2 separate regions of the Homo sapiens genome follow, and region 1 is linked to region 2. The links are chromatin loops, found by intact Hi-C in ENCODE. Cell type or tissue: mammary epithelial cell. All regions are shown on one strand. Region 1 overlaps ASB7 (ankyrin repeat and SOCS box containing 7). Region 2 overlaps LOC105371024 (a long non-coding RNA gene).

Evidence for each region. Hi-C counts contacts between places; a loop is a spot of excess contacts. Peaks named below come from ENCODE experiments on the same cell type or tissue, not always from the same donor. Only the 100,000 strongest peaks of a DNase experiment are listed, where the experiment ranks them.
Region 1: a loop joins it to region 2, with 2.2 times the contacts of the local background. A loop is called at or near these places in 3 of 110 quality-filtered maps.

What each region holds. Positions count from the first base shown.
Region 1 is chr15:100,647,824-100,655,823 of GRCh38, forward strand. ASB7 (ankyrin repeat and SOCS box containing 7) reads left to right here. Exons shown (of 6, transcript NM_198243.3): 6 at 500-3,878. The coding sequence ends at 639. Among named protein-coding and RNA genes, the nearest start is that of ASB7, 49 kb to the left of the region's middle. In mammary epithelial cell, a CTCF peak has its summit at 3,078 (motif pointing left); no DNase peak of the experiment used is centred here.
Region 2 is chr15:100,718,488-100,726,487 of GRCh38, forward strand. All of the region lies in intron 1 of LOC105371024 (a long non-coding RNA gene), which reads left to right. Among named protein-coding and RNA genes, the nearest start is that of ASB7, 120 kb to the left of the region's middle. RefSeq lists an enhancer at 3,312-4,511. In mammary epithelial cell, no CTCF peak of the experiment used is centred here; DNase peaks (open chromatin) are centred at 2,774, 3,484, 5,104 and 6,864; H3K4me3 peaks cover 301 bases; H3K27ac peaks cover 6,312 bases.

The DNA.
Region 1 (8,000 bases), 71 kb before region 2:
TAGACCCAGAGCTGAAAGGGAGGCTCACAATAGGGGACATCTCTTTCAGTCCCCACACTTTTCAGATTGAGAAGCCAAGGCTCAGAGGAATGATTGGCTCACAGTGGCTCACCCAGCGTGAGAGAGACCTAGTCAGGACGAGAACCAGAATTTTCCTGATTTATAACAGAAAGGATATGAGGCTTAGAATCAAAACTGTTTTTGGTCTCAGTTGAAAGCCTTAATTGGTTGTCTGATATTAAGCAACTTGTTTACATCTGATACTCAGTTTTCTTATTGGTAAAATGGAGTTGAAAATATCCACCATCCCACGGTTGTGAAAAGGATCAAATAAGGCATCGCATGAAGGTCCTAGGACACTTTGAGTTGGTATCTTTCCGGTCCTTTGCATGTCAAGTCCATAGAGAGAACTTCCAGGGAAATGAACAGTTCTTTTCAAAAGTGCCTTAAATATTGTGCTTTGTGGCTTTGTAACATTTTCTTTTTTCTGTCTTTTTAGGACAGCCCAGAAACTTGCAGGACCTGTGCCGAATTAAAATTCGACAATGTATAGGCCTTCAAAACCTAAAGCTACTTGATGAACTACCAATTGCCAAGGTCATGAAAGACTACTTAAAACACAAATTTGATGATATCTGATATGCCAGAACTGTGAGCAAGATTAGGAGTTCTATTCTAGATACTTAAAAGGCTTTTTGCCTTGCACAAAGTATATCCTATGCAATTTCTGATTTGCTGTGAAATCAGAAAGCAGGTATACACTTTTGGGTTTTCTGTTTGTTTGGTTGGTTTTCATTGTAGGGGAGGGATTTTTTATATATATATAAAAACACACACCACATGCTTGAAGGTCTTAATTTGGTTTCTTGGTCCAAGTTTAAGAGGTCCAAGCTTTGTATACAATACTGCATTTAGAAAAATTGTCTTTTCTTAAATGACACAAGCAGGTTTAGAGTGGAGAATTTACCCTTTCCAAATTTATGGTTCCTTGGTAAGCACGGTATTCTAAACCAGCAGAGCACTTGTTAACGTTTGGAGGCACAGTTTCACCCAGGGCGACCCTGGGTTCTTTTGGAAAATGCCCTAAGAAATGTTTGAAGTAACGCTGTCACCTCATTCATTTTTAATGAGTACAAACTGGCCGTTTCAAACTGTTCTTTTTCCTAATTAATGTAGCTTTCGGATGACATAAATCCAGTATCTCTGCTTATGACATAAATCCAGTACCTCTGCTTTTCTTTTGCTGTGCTCTTGTTTTTAACTTATTTTTTTTTTAACAACTGTAGTACACTACCCTGAGACACTGCATCTCGATTTCTATCTCTAGTTAGAGTTGTACTTTTAAAAAAATTAACGGGAAAGAAAATAACTTTGTGAAGCCAGTGTATTCTGTTTTTAAAACTGTGCCTGCAGTGCAATACTCCTTCTGGTGTATTTTATCCATTATTTCACTTGCTGGTCGTCATTTCACAGCCAGCTTTGACATGCCCGTGAGGACAGGAGCCGCCGCTTCAGTTGTCACTGCAGAGCCATCGTATGTCAGTTGCAATTTCCATCTGAAGCTATGTCTTTGACTTCACTTTAAGCAGAAAATTTTGTACCCTGGTGGTCGAGTCTTCCCTTAAAAATTGTTAAATCATTTGGCTTTAATGGTTCAATAATTTGGGGTGGCTTCATGGTGTTTCTTTTCTTCCCAGTTTAAAAAAAAAACTTTTTAAGCGTAAAATCTTTAAGGGGTACACATTTATAAGTCTGGCTAATTTCTAATATGCTAATTAAACATTTCCCATTTTAAGGTTATATACAGTGAGGCTCTTCAGGACAATTATTTTCTGGGTTGATTGGGCATATGTTTGCCGTGTAAACACGGATATGATAAAGTGTCAGTAACAATGGAAAAGGTCCCAGAGGCATTAGGCATCTAAGAGGATGCCCTCAGAAACGTATTCTGGCTTGATTTGTGTTATTAACTTCAGAAGAACCTTTTCAAATGTCCCAGTATCGTTCTTAGTGCTTTGGGAAAAAATATTTAACACACTGTTAATAAATTTGTTATCAGAAGTTTACAAGACGAAGGGCTTCTCTCGTCTGAATTTCTAGATTTAAGTCATGAAGTGTAAAACTGTTTCACCCAGAAGTGTAACTAAGCAGAACTAGGAGTTTTCTCTGGCTTCACCTTTTTCAGAGCCAGCAGTGCTGTTTTCTCAAGCACAGCGTTTGCTCTTAGACTCTGATCTGCTTGTGCCTAAGCATTGCACAGGTTTCCGAAGACGGGCAGCTTCAGAGAAGAGGATTATTCGGGAGATTGCTGGTGTGGCCCATAGACTCTTTGGCATAGACTCTTTCGCAGGCAGCCACTCTGAGTGTGGCCAGTTCTATAACCATCCCCAAACTAGCTGGAGCCTGATGGATAGGAACGGGTAGTCTGTCCTCTTCCCCATAAAAATGTTCCAAAAAGTTATCTCCAGAGAGAGTCCCTTATGAAGACAGTTGCCAAGCTGTATTCTCATTCTTTAAACCAATACCCAGGTCAGGGCTAGTTCACACTAGCACTGTTAGGGACATGGTGTGGCTAGAAATGAATTGAGTGTGACTTCTCCCTACAACCCCAGGCCCAGGGATAGGAGGAGGCAGAGGGGTGCCTGGAGTTTCTGCACTCTCATCAGTGATGTTCATGTTACACTTGCACAAGGGCTGATTTCCACGTATGTGTGTGTTAATTTATTCACTTAGTTTCAAAAGATTTTCTCTCCCCAGCCATTCAGAGGTTTCCAAACTAAGCCACTGAGTTTGAGTCAGGGAATTCCACGTAAAAAGATCAGATTAAGGTAAATTCTTTGTTCTGTATTGCTGCTGTGACTTCAGAAAAAAAAAATTATGAGAGCTCTTCCTGGAATTTTGAAATTTCTATTTAATGAAGAAGTGTATAATTCCATTATTTATTGTTTGAGGTTTGATTTATCTGGAAGCTTAAAAAGAATGTTTTATTTTTGTTGTTAATAAAATCCCAATCACATTTCACAATAACTAAAATGTCTCCAGGTGGGTTACTGGTAGATGATAGTGGTGACACCTGCAGGTCTGCATTTGAATTGGATTCACAGAGAAGCATTCCATGGTCACATAATGAATAGGGAGAACAGATATTTTCAGAAAAATCAACCGATTGTTTTTTCCAGAAACAGAACAGAAAATGTTCAGAATATTTTCAAATTTGTCAGATTCTTTTATGTTTCCTTTGAAATTTATTATTTAAGCCTATTACTAAACCTTTATAAAAATATATTTGGCAAATACACCAAAGAAACCAGCTTACAAAAGATTATGATCATTAATGAACTGCAAACCTCATCTTTCGAAAACAAGGTTTTGTGTTTTTTTTTTTTTGTAAATATTTGTGTTTATAAATGTACAGCAGAGTAAGAGTGTTTTTTAGATTATTTAATTCCCATATTTCTAAACTATTTACTACACAGTAATCCATGCCTGTTAGTTTGGAGGACTTGACTGTCTCATTTTTTAATTCATTGTCAGTCATGCTTGGAACAGCATTTCCACTAGAGAATCCAGCGTTCTGGCAGTAGCAAGAGTACACATCTGGAGCATGAGGGACTCTAGCATGACTCGTCAGATGCACACCCCAAGAGACAAGAATGTGTAGTTTAATGACCGGCGTGGACCATACGAAATTGAGATTCTAACTTTCCTGCAGGAGTGCTCATGAGCCCAGAATGTGATTGGGATAAGGCCATTTGCCCACAAATTTAGCTTTCATGTAACTCCTAGTGTGTTATATCATAATGTATTTTGTTCTTCCTTTTTAATGTAAGTTTTGCTTTGGGTCAATTTGAATTAAAAAAATCAAATCTGATTTAAAACATGTTGGAGTTGTATTTTATTTCCAGTCTACCTTAAGTTTTTAATATGTCCAGCTATTTGGTGAAAATAAATAAAACTCTATCCTTCCTTCATCAGCATTTTAGATCGCTGGGAGTTGTTTAAGAATATGATGATGTGGAAAACAATACCACTCTCCATTGTCACCAGATAAGCCATTTCTTACCCTCCTTTAATTTGTTCAATGCATTCTGCAAATACCCACCAACAAAAGATGATCACAGTGTTGAGTGTATCGACCCAGCACTGGGCCTTCTTGGGCCGTAATCGCCACCTGCCCCGTGCGTGCCACACCTTGACTCACGACAGGGTTTAGACCACAGCGCTTCTAAACGTAGGACAGCATGCAGTCAAAGCAATGCATCTGACGGAGTTACCCTGCAGGAGATGAAGCAAAACAACTTTGATTTCACATTTCCTCTATAAAACATAAGCACAGCTTGATTCAGGAGAGACCCGAAGTGAATGTGGATGATGGTGTGGCACTAAGAGAAAGGGAAGAGGGACTGCTTAGCACCCCGTGCAGAGATGGGATGGTTTGGAACTATAATCTTGTTGCAGCCTTGTCCAGGGTTTGGCACAAATGAAGGCCAAGAATAGGACATTTGAAACTATTTCTAATGATCAGCAGGGGAGTTCAGCTTTGAAAAATTGCTGTGTTGCTTGGAAACCTTGAGATCATTCCTTTTCCAATATGACAGAAGCAGTGTATTGTTTTCTCAGCTGAAAGACAGTTTACAAAAATGGTTTACAGCTATTGATAAAACATTATCTACTTGATAAAAAAATAGTTCCACATCTCACTTATTTGGATATCTAAGATGAAAGAAAATGGATTTGTATCCTCTGCCTGTATTTATATAACTTAATGTAACTGTGTGTGCTTAACTGAAGGAGTAACAGGGAAGTTTTACAAGTTTTGATGATAGAACTCAAGATACTAAGTTACAAAGATAATTTTTCTTTATTCTGTCTTTAGTTATTTTGTTATTACCTGTTAAATGAAACAAAGGGTCAGCCATCATATGGCCCACTGGATCTCATGACTTCTCTTGTATACCCCTGACAAATAGTGTTCCACGCTTTGTAATGTATTTCCTGAAGACCATGGCTGATTTGATGGATATTTCCTTATCTTGCAGAAGAACTCTGATTCCTGAGTGACAGTCAGCATTCTGAATCACATTTGAAAAGACTGAGTGATTTGCATATGGCCTATAAAAGATCATCAGTGTGGGAGTAAAACCCTGAACTAGCCCTGTTTCCCCAGTGCTTGGTCTCTCACTGTCCTGAGCGAGTATCTTACACTAAATGATTAGATGTGATCTTTAAGTCCCATTCATCCAGCTATGCCTAGAGCACCTCATGCTGCTTTTCAGTTGTGTATCTGCAAGGCAAGGGGTTGATTCATTCTGACCCATCAACTGTTGGAAGTAAAGGATCGCATTCAAGCACAGTATTTCTCTTCTTTTGCAGATGTGGCCTTTTAAAAACGTCATCATTTGTAGTTATTATAAATTTATTTTATTTGATTTTTGAGACAGAGTCTCGCTCTGTCGCACAGGCTGGAGTGCAGTGGCACAGTCTTGGCTCACTGCAACCTCTGCCTCCCAGGTTCAAGTGATTCTTCTGCCTCAGCCTCCCAAGTAGCTGGGATTATAGGTGTGCGCCACTACGCCTGGCTAGTTTTTGTATTTTTAGTAGAGATGGGGTTTCGCCCTGTTGGCCAGGCTGGTCTTGAACTCCTGACCTCAAGTGATCCGCCTCAGCCTCCCAAAGTGTTGGCATTACAGGCGTGAGCCACCACACCAGGCCTATAAATATATTTTAAATGTTGATTCCAGTATCTTGAAAATCTCACTCGGAACCTTTATGTTTCCTGTTTATTAGAGCACTGTTTTGAATTAAAAGTGTAATGTTATGTTGCATTAAGAAGTAATGAAGTGATTCACTTTTCTGTGAAACGGTAGTTTATGAATGAGAACAGAGATGGCTGAATTTGGACAATGACATTCAGTTTAAGTTGAGACATTTGGTTATGTGATGAGTAGACTGACACAGAAGTACTCCAGCTGCAGAGATTTCCTATTTTATCTGGCAAATGTAGTCATATTTTTCTTGCTGCTCAGTTTTGAGTTAATGTTGCTTTCCTTCCTCTGATAGTTTTAGGTCAGGTCACTTCTTAGTTTTCTTTTTCTTTACCAGAAAAAAGAACACTTGTGGGGCATGGACTTACTGTACATGACCATTTTAGATTTCTCTAGAGAGCTTCTAGATTTTCCCTCTCTTAATTCTGGTCACTTAACCCTTTAGTGAGGTACATGCCTGTGTACAAGGTGTAGGCTCAGCCTCATGAGGTTGTTTTAGTGTGCTGATTTTAGAGTTCCCAAATGGCTTATTTTCTCTGCCTTACCTGGGTAGAAATATAGCTTATCATTTTGGAAGAATGCCTCATTAGTTGGCTACAGCCATTTCCCATCTTGGGTAGAGCCAGAGAACAAATTACATTTCTTCCTGGTTTAACTGGCGCTCTTAAGTCATTTGCTATGAGTCCACTGGGCAGAGAGTTCCTTGAAGACAGACACTGGGTCTTGTTTGCCTGACCCTTGAACAGTATTTGCCAGCAGAATCCATTTTCTAGGGCCTCAGTGGCATGTGGCATTTGGTCCCTAGCGTGTTAACTTTGTTCCTTCAAGGCTCCAAGGAAACGGGGGCCAGGTCGTTCATAGCTTTAAGTCTCAGGTAAGTATGTCCCTCCTAATTCCTGCCACTGTTGCCTTTGGCTCTTCCTTCTTCCCTCCGCCGCCTCCCTTCAGCCTCCCTGCTGTCAGCGTCACCTGGCAGTGGAACCTAGCTACTGGTCTCGTATGGGCACTAAGACCTTCAGCAGAGACCACTGGATTCTGGTTGCCAGGAATTGTATCAGTCAGGATTCTCCCTCCCTGAGCCCCCATGGCGCTACGAGCCCCCAAAGGAGGCAGGGCAAGCCACACTCTGGATGGCTGACTCAGAGCTGCCCCCAGGCACCTGCGGCTCGCTGGAGTATCCGTGCAGGCTCCAGCTGTGCTTGGACAGCACTCTCCGTGAAGCTGGATGGGGACTGACATGCAGCCCCCGCCCCATCTCTACTCCATGTTGCTTTTTCTCCAGTGTTTCATATACGTCATGGGTGGTATCATTCTTACATAGGAAAGCCCTGGCCGACTCGGTCCTTGTTTGACCATTTCTGCCCTCTTTAGTACCTGCCTGGCACGGTGCCTTTCACACTGTGGATACTCCCACAGATTTTCAAGTGAATCCTTGTCCAAACCCTTCCTTGGGCAGGTGGGAAAGCCAGGCCTTCTTACGCTCCTAGCTGGTCCTCACCATCCCTGAATTGGTGTCACTCCTCTCCTGCTGGATCAGTTGTTTTCCACGGAATGGAAATCATCCCGTAATGAAGACAGAAATAAGAGAGTGAGACCCGTTTTGGCAGAAGTTGGCAAGGCTTAGGATTTCACATGTTATGCTTCCTGGATTTAAAGCCCACACATCTATAAAATGCCTGTAATTTCCTATAAAATGTGACCCAAGAGTTCAGCTTTAGCCTCCACCATGCCTTTCGTATAATCTTTTTTTTTTTTTTAATTGAGACGGAGCCTCGCTCTGTCACCCAGGCTGGAGTGCAGTGGTGTGATCTCGACTCACTGCAACCTCTGCCACCCGGGTTTGAGCGATTCCCATGCCTCAGCCTCCCAAGTAGCTGGGACTGCAGGTGCACACCACCATGCCCGGCTAATTTTTTTGTATTTTTAGTAGGTACAGGGTTTAGCCATGTTGGCCAGGCTGGTCTCGAACTCCTGACCTAAGGTGATCTGCCCGCCTCAGCCCCCGCAAAGTGCTGGGATTACAGGCGTGAGCCACCGCACCTAGCCGTCTTTCGGATAATCTTGACTAAAAGGAAACGTCTTGGGTTCTAGGACTCCCTTAGGAACTCCATGTGTCCTTCGCCGGCCTCAGGAGTGTGGCAGTAAGAGTTACTTCCTAGGCAAGGATGCTGCCGCTCTCAGCTCTGCCTGTCCACTGTTGATGAGGTGGGCAGGATAACTGAACACATAAGCCTG
Region 2 (8,000 bases):
GATCGTGGAGGTGGGGAAATGGAGGCAGCGTGTAGACAGCCATTTTGGAGACCCTCTGTCGTGAAGGAGGGCAGAGAATGAGATGAAGAAATGGGGCGGAGGGTGTGGTTTTTTCAGGTAGAAGGTGCTGGAATCTGCATGTCCAAGGATGATCCAGTGTACAGGCTGAAGGCTATGGTGAGAGAGGGGAAGGGCCAGAGGGGCAGGCGCAGGATGCCACGAGATGAGGGCTGGGGTAGGAGAGCAGGTCACAGTTCCCAGGACTCAGACGTGCTTCCATGGGATGCAGGAAGTGAAGGGAGGTCCCTTCACTTCTAGTGTTTCACGCAGGAACCAGGAGGTGAGGGCAGCCCTGTGGGTGGACCAGGGGAGGAGACAGCATGAGATGGCCTCAGAGAGCAGAAAAGTCAACTCCAAGGAAGGGATTCGGGACCCTGAGCAATGCTGAGTGCCCCTGAGTCATGTTCTAATGGATGGAGGCAGAACCAGTCGTCCTGGTTGGGAGATTTTCTCTGGCAACAACAGCTATGTGGAGAAGGCAAATGGCTGCGTCCATTCAAGATTAGGGTCAGTCATGGGGGTATAGTACTCACAGTGCCAGGGTGGGCAGGTCAGTCATGGGGGTATAGTACTCACAGTGCCAGGGTGGGCAGGTCAGTCATGGGGGTATAGTACTCACAGTGCCAGGGTGGGCAGGTCAGTCATGGGGGTGTAGTACTCACAGTGCCAGGGTGGGCAGGTCAGTCATGGGGGTGTAGTACTCACAGTGCCAGGGTGGGCAGGTCAGTCATGGGGGTATAGTACTCACAGTGCCAGGGTGGGCAGGTCAGTCATGGGGGTGTAGTACTCACAGTGCCAGGGTGGGCAGGTCAGTCATGGGGGTGTAGTACTCACAGTGCCAGGGTGGGCAGGTCAGTCATGGGGGTATAGTACTCACAGTGCCAGGGTGGGCAGGTCAGTCATGGGGGTGTAGTACTCACAGTGCCAGGGTGGGCAGGTCAGTCATGGGGGTGTAGTACTCACAGTGCCAGGGTGGGCAGGTCAGTCATGGGGGTGTAGTAATCACAGTGCCAGGGTGGGCAGGTCAGTCATGGGGGTATAGTACTCACAGTGCCAGGGTGGGCAGGTCAGTCATGGGGGTATAGTACTCACAGTGCCAGGGTGGGCAGGTCAGTCATGGGGGTATAGTACTCACAGTGCCAGGGTGGGCAGGTCAGTCATGGGGGTATAGTACTCACAGTGCCAGGGTGGGCAGGTCAGTCATGGGGGTATAGTACTCACAGTGCCAGGGTGGGCAGGTCAGTCATGGGGGTATAGTACTCACAGTGCCAGGGTGGGCAGGTCAGTCATGGGGGTGTAGTACTCACAGTGCCAGGGTGGGCAGGTCAGTCATGGGGGTGTAGTACTCACAGTGCCAGGGTGGGCAGGTCAGTCATGGGGGTATAGTACTCACAGTGCCAGGGTGGGCAGGTCAGTCATGGGGGTATAGTACTCACAGTGCCAGGGTGGGCAGGTCAGTCATGGGGGTATAGTACTCACAGTGCCAGGGTGGGCAGGTCAGTCATGGGGGTGTAGTACTCACAGTGCCAGGGTGGGCAGGTCAGTCATGGGGGTATAGTACTCACAGTGCCAGGGTGGGCAGGTCAGTCATGGGGGTGTAGTACTCACAGTGCCAGGGTGGGCAGGTCAGTCATGGGGGTATAGTACTCACAGTGCCAGGGTGGGCAGGTCAGTCATGGGGGTGTAGTACTCACAGTGCCAGGGTGGGCAGGTCAGTCATGGGGGTATAGTACTCACAGTGCCAGGGTGGGGAGGTCAGTCATGGGGGTGTAGTACTCACAGTGCCAGGGTGGGGAGGGAGGTAAGGGTTACGATGATGGAGGAGGGTGTAAAGAAAGGGAGGGAGAAGGTGCTGAGGGTGGGGATGGGAGGACTGGGGAGAAAGTGGATTGCAGCCATGGGGACATTGAGTGGGTGAGCTGGGAGGACCCTGTGTGGCAGCCACAGAGGGGATACTGGAGATGGAGACCTTGGATGTGGGGAAGCTACTGGCAACAGCAGGGTGAGACCATGGGAGTGTTGGGGGCGGGGAGGAGGAGGACAGCTCAGGCGCTGGGGAGGTCAGGACCTGGCTCGCCATTGAGAGAGACAGTCTGCCATGTGGTGACAAGAGACGAAGCCAATGAGCAGCTCAAGTCTGCCCCGAAATGAAGGTTGATGGACCACAGCAGCGGGGAGAGGAAGCCAGTGGCCAGGAGGAATAGAGAGGTGTAGAAGCAGCCGTGGGACACTCCCAGCTTCCAACCCACCCCCAACTTTCTTACACCAGCAACCCTTCCCCTCCTTGAGAGGCTGCAGGGGAAGTGGGGCCCTCAGGGGAGGGGGCAGCCAGGTTCCCGCACAAGGAAGATTTAGAGAAGAGGTGGAGGAGATAGGAGAGTTCCAGAGAGCCTGGTGACGGGTTTGGGGTGGGGAGGGAATGAATGGGGAGTCAGGTCACATTAAGGAACAAATGAATGAGCTGCCAGTGAATGAACCGCAGCAGTGCCACGCTGGTTAACTGGGAAGAGGAAATGTCAGTGCTGTCATGCTGTACGCATTCCACACCATTGTTCATTGTTGCTATGCTGGTGCCAGCAGGGCGGTGGGCAGATGGGTCTTGTGTGTGTGTGTGTGTGTGTGTGTGTGTGTGTGTGGCGTGATGTGCCTCACCGGTGTACATTTCAGTTCTTGGTAATCCTGTTTTGAGTCTCACAGAATCTATTTCCTCAAGCCGTTTGTATCCTTATTTATGTAAGTGACTAATTCTTTCATGGGTAGAGCCAAGCTTTCTGTCTCAGTTACATAGAGATACTGAGACAAATTACTCATGAACATTCCAGAAAAGATGAGTATCTACAAATTATTGAGACAGTTTCAATATGTAAATAGTATTGTTGAATACGATTTCTCACAGTTATCCAAGTTAGATTGGATACGGTAAGTGGGTAATTCCAAGCTAGTTATCCCCTTTACACATGGCATAGTGCCCCATCGTTGGGTCTTCCCAGCCTGCCATGTCCACGTGGCCGGGATGCTCCCAGGAGCTGCTGGGGAAAGGAGGGCGGGCTGCAGGCTGTGTCTTGAAGGCTGAGAATTTAACGCCGCTGCCCTCGATGTGCCATAGCTTGTTGGTAGAGCAGTGTCCATTTGAAGGGAGGTAGCTCCTGAATTTACTTTATTTTTGCAATACCCTTCTGAGGAGCTAATTGGCCCTAATAAACCTTGCAGAACATAAGCCCTGCCCAAATGGGGAGAACCACCTGCTGTCAAGAGTCAGCCAGCTGCAGTATCAGCCCCTGAAGAGGACGAGCTAGCAGTGCTGATGTCAGGGAACTTTCCACTCCTCAAACCGACAGGAACAGGACCGTGAGCACAAAACGTGAACACGGACCAGAACGAGTTGGCATGCAGGACTAGGTTGCCTTGACGACTCTGAGTTCTGACAGGGAAATACAATGAGTTTTATGTGGACAGAGTTCCACGGTCTATTGCAAAATCAATGTGCTGTTTGAATGAATCATCACTTCCAACCATTGGTCATTGGTGTCTGAATCTTGATTGCAGATGAAGCACTGAGTCATGACTGTAAAATGCCACAGTATTTATGAAAACCAAGAAGGTTTTTTATTTATCCTGACTAGCTAAATCAAGGTAGGTCATCCTAATAATACTTGTCCACACAAGTGGCAACCCCTTGCCAAAGAAATGCAAACAGAAGCCTGGGATGTTTCCAGCTCTCCTTAACTTCCTTCCCCGACCTCCCTGACACCAGCCAATGGGTCCTTTAAGAAGTGTGAGAGAGCCAGTAGATGGTAGGCCCCCGCTTCAAACTCGCCATCTTGTCCCTTGATCCAGTGACTATACCTGGAATTTGGCCTCTAAGCGAGTGTTTCTTTTTGCACTTGGACTTCTTGAGAGATTACTCATTACTCAGGAGATAACACCAAAGCATTCTCAAAACCAATCTTTGGAACTGGCTTCCAGGATTATACATGCAGGATTAGTCATACAGAAAATCCTTAAAGATAGCAAATTTGGGTCCTTTGAGAGTGTATTTGGTTTGTGAAAACAAAGCCATTGGTAACCAAGCCAAAAGCAAACATGTGATTCTAACCCATGAATTCAGAATTTTTCAGGCAGCTGACCCTAAAGACACTTTTTTCAAACAGGTGACTCCTTTTCATTAATTCATTAATCAGTTGTTGAGATAGTGAAAGAAAAAAGAAACTGAAAGAAATCATCATTACCAGAAATACTTGGGTTCAAATTCTAGCTCTAAAACTTCTTAGCTGTGTAACTTTGGGCAAGTCACTTAACCCGTCTGGGCCATATCTGAAAATTTTCCCTAAGGGAAAAAAAAAACTAAGGTTATTGCTCTTCCTTTTTGCTGCTTCTCCTCCTCTGAGTTGAGGCTCCTTTCCTGATGGAACATTGCCTTCATTCCCCTCTTCTCCCTCTACCCAGGGGTGTATTGGTAAATTGGAACTCTGGGGAAAAAAGTCACAAAGCCCTGATCTGTGGCTTTTGCCAATTTCTGTGGTGTACATACTTCCACCATGGCTGACTTTAATTTCCCAACAGTTAAACAACAGGTTCACGAAGTTCTTAAATATTTAACAGCTGGGCCCTGTGGACCATGGGTGCTGGCTGCAGCATGTCACACTGCCTCTACCCTCTCCCCTTTCTCCTTTTTACTTTCCTGAGAGCATGGTGGATGTCGTCTGATATAATTTCCATCCATGTCTCTGCTTTTTATATTTAACCAGCTTCCAAAAATAGTTTCCTTACTTCCATTAGTTCTTAACCAGGGAGTGTGCTGGAATTCAGGTGGTCTGGTCACTGCCTCTCATCTTCCCGAATTCTTCTTGGCCATATCACCAGCAGGAATTTTCAAAGGGGACACAGCGCTCTTTGTTTTTTAAAGGGCTGTGCCAATTTGCCTTTGGGTTTCCTCATTCTATCAGAGTAGAGTGCTGATCTAGTACCTGTATAATTCTCCTTGGCAGAAGTGCTCAGGGCTTTTTTTTTTCTTTTCCTCATCTAATCGCATTCCACTTCTAACAGCCTGGATGAGTTGTGCAAACCCAAGAAATAAAGAAAAGAACAGGCAGTTCTGATATCGTCACAGGGCCACTTAATGACATGGGCATCAGAAGGAGAGAGTACCATCCACAGACATTCTCAAAGCAATGCGCCTGACGCATCAGAAGATCCTCCTTGTGGGGCCAGACTTAGGCATCAAAAACATCCATGTATTATGATCTCACTCTTGTGAGAAGGACCTCTCAGCACCCAAAGGTCAATAGTGATATTTACTGGGCACCTACTATGTCACAGACTATTTCATTTCGGCTCCCCCATAGCCCTAGGCAGGTGGAATCATTATTCTTGTTTTCTAGTGAGGGTATGTCACATGCCCAGGATTGGCAAAAGAGTGGGGCAATTGTCCTGCTCATAAGTCTTGGTGGGAGTGTATAAGTTAACATAATCCTCCAAAAGGCAATTTTGCCCTACATCTCAAAGTCTTAAAAATCTTCATCATGGCTGGGCATGGTGGCTCATGCCTGTAATCCCAGCACTTTGGGAGGCCAAGGCAGGTGGATCACTTAAGGTCAGGAGTTTAAGACCAGCCTGGTCAATGTGGTGAAACCTCATCTCTACGAAAAATACAAAAATTAGCTGGGTGTGGTGGCAGGCACCTGTAATCCCAGCTACTCAGGAGGCTGAGGCAGGAGAATCGCTTGAGTTCGGGAGGCGGAGGTTGCAGTGAGCCGAGATAGTGCCACTGCACTCCAGCCTGGGCAATAGAGTGAGACTCCATCTCAAAAAAAAAAAAATATTTATCATGTCACTTAATTGTGTTAGCCAGGATAAGCTCACTTCTGTAACAAACAACCCTCAAATCCTAGTGACAGAAGAAAGCAGGGGTTGGCAAACTCTCTGTATGGACTGGGGGGAAATACTTTTAGGCTTTGCAGGCCATACGGTCTTGCAACTCTCACCGCTGCTGTTGTCCTGTGAAAGCAGCCACAGATGGGATGTAAATGAACTGGCGTGACTGTGCTCCAATCAAACTTTATGTAAGGGCACTGAAATTTGAATTTCATATAATTTTCCTGTGTCACAAAATCCTATTCTTTAAATCCTTTTTTAAAACATAAAACCTGGCCGGGCGCGGTGGCTCACGCCTGTAATCCCAGCACTTTGGGAGGCTGAGGCGGGTGGATCACGATGTCAGGAATTCAAGACCAGCCTGATGAACATGATGAAACCCCGTCTCTACTAAAAATACAAAAATTATCCAAGCGTGGTGGCGCAGGCCTGAAATCCCAGCTACTTGGGAGGCTGAGGCAGGAGAATCGCTTGAACCTGGGAGGTGGAGGTTGCAGTGAGCTGAGATCGGGCCTCTGCACTCCAGCCTGGGCAACAGAGCAAGACTTTGTCTCAAAAAAAACAAAACAAACAAAAACAAACAAACAAAAAAACCCATAAAACCCATTTTGAGCTCACATACAAAAGTCCATACAAAAACAGGCAGGCGGCTGGATTTGGCCTGCAGTCTGCAGTTGGCTGACCCCTGGCTTAAAGCACTGGAATTTTCTTTTCACTGATGCAGTGGTCCCACATGGGGGATCCTGGCTGGGCTGGAAGGCTCTCCCAGGTGGCTCTTATTCAGTGGCAACCCAGGGAAGGGACCCGCGGTGCTTCTGTCCTGTGCCCTGCCCTCTCTAGTCCTCAGGGGCTTCCCTATTCAGCAGGCAGATGGAGAGAGGTCATGGAGTCTTGTGTGGGAGGTTTTCATGGATGGTTTGGAGGTGGCTCCCGTCATTTTCCCCACATTCCTTTGTTGGAAGTCAGACATGCAGCTGCTCTGAACTGAACAAGAGATGGGAAACAGAGTGTAGCAGTGTGCACAGGGAGACCCCGGAGCAGTGTGTTCACTGACCAAAGACCATGCCATGTTCACATGTATTTCCACGCTGTAGCATGACTACAAAGGTACAGGCGGGAAGCTAAGCTGGCCTGGAGGGACTTTGCAACAATGGCTGAGCCTGAGTGAATCACATGGACCTGAGCCCTGGGTGCCCCTCCACCTGTTCTTGGGCCTGGATCCTCAAGGTCATCACTGCAGTGCGTGGTACCATGCAGTGAACTCTGTAGAACGTTTCGGCCTCTTCTGTTGCACCTTGGGGACATAGCCACAGAGGCCAAGGCCACAGGTGGGCTGGAGACACTCCAGTGGCACAGGGCTGACCCCTTTGGACTGAGTAAACCCAGAGCTCCTGAAGTTTTGGGTTAAGGGGAATGGGATCGGGGGTGTGGGGAGCTGCTAACAGGGGCAAGTGGAGCCCCTGCTGAAGCAGCCATGCCTGGAGGCTGCCCCACAAGAACAGACAAGCTGCTTTCCACCAGCTTCTGTCAAGGGATGCTTGCAGAAGGAAGAGAAGCCAGGAGGGGCCAGAGGCAGCCTGGGACTCATGGTTGTTCCTAAAAGGGACATGAAACTTGACCTCCTAAATGAGGCCAGCCCAGAATGGATCAGAGGTCACAGATTTCTTGAAAGCAATCAGAGGGAAGTAGCCTATACCTGGTTCCATTTGGGCACTGTGGCCTCCCAGGCCTCCTGCGGACTCTAAGCTTGGGAAGTAGGCAGAGGGCAGGGTGGTCTATGTGGTCACTCCTCATGGCGTGGACCACCAGCCAGCCCCACCGCATCACCAGGACCCGCATGTAACCCTCCGGGGATGCCTGCTGCAGATGGGGCCCAGCTCGTGATACACTTGGGAGAGATTCATGGTTTACCAGGCCCCATGGGTGTTTTCAGGGGCTGGGTTGGGGTGGGGGTGGGTGGTGAGCAGTGAGAGAATACTCTCTCTCTAGGCGATGCCAGAACTTCCTTACAGGGAATACAGGAGCCTTAGGGATAGCAGGGCTCCAGTTTCCCAGCCCTCACTGAC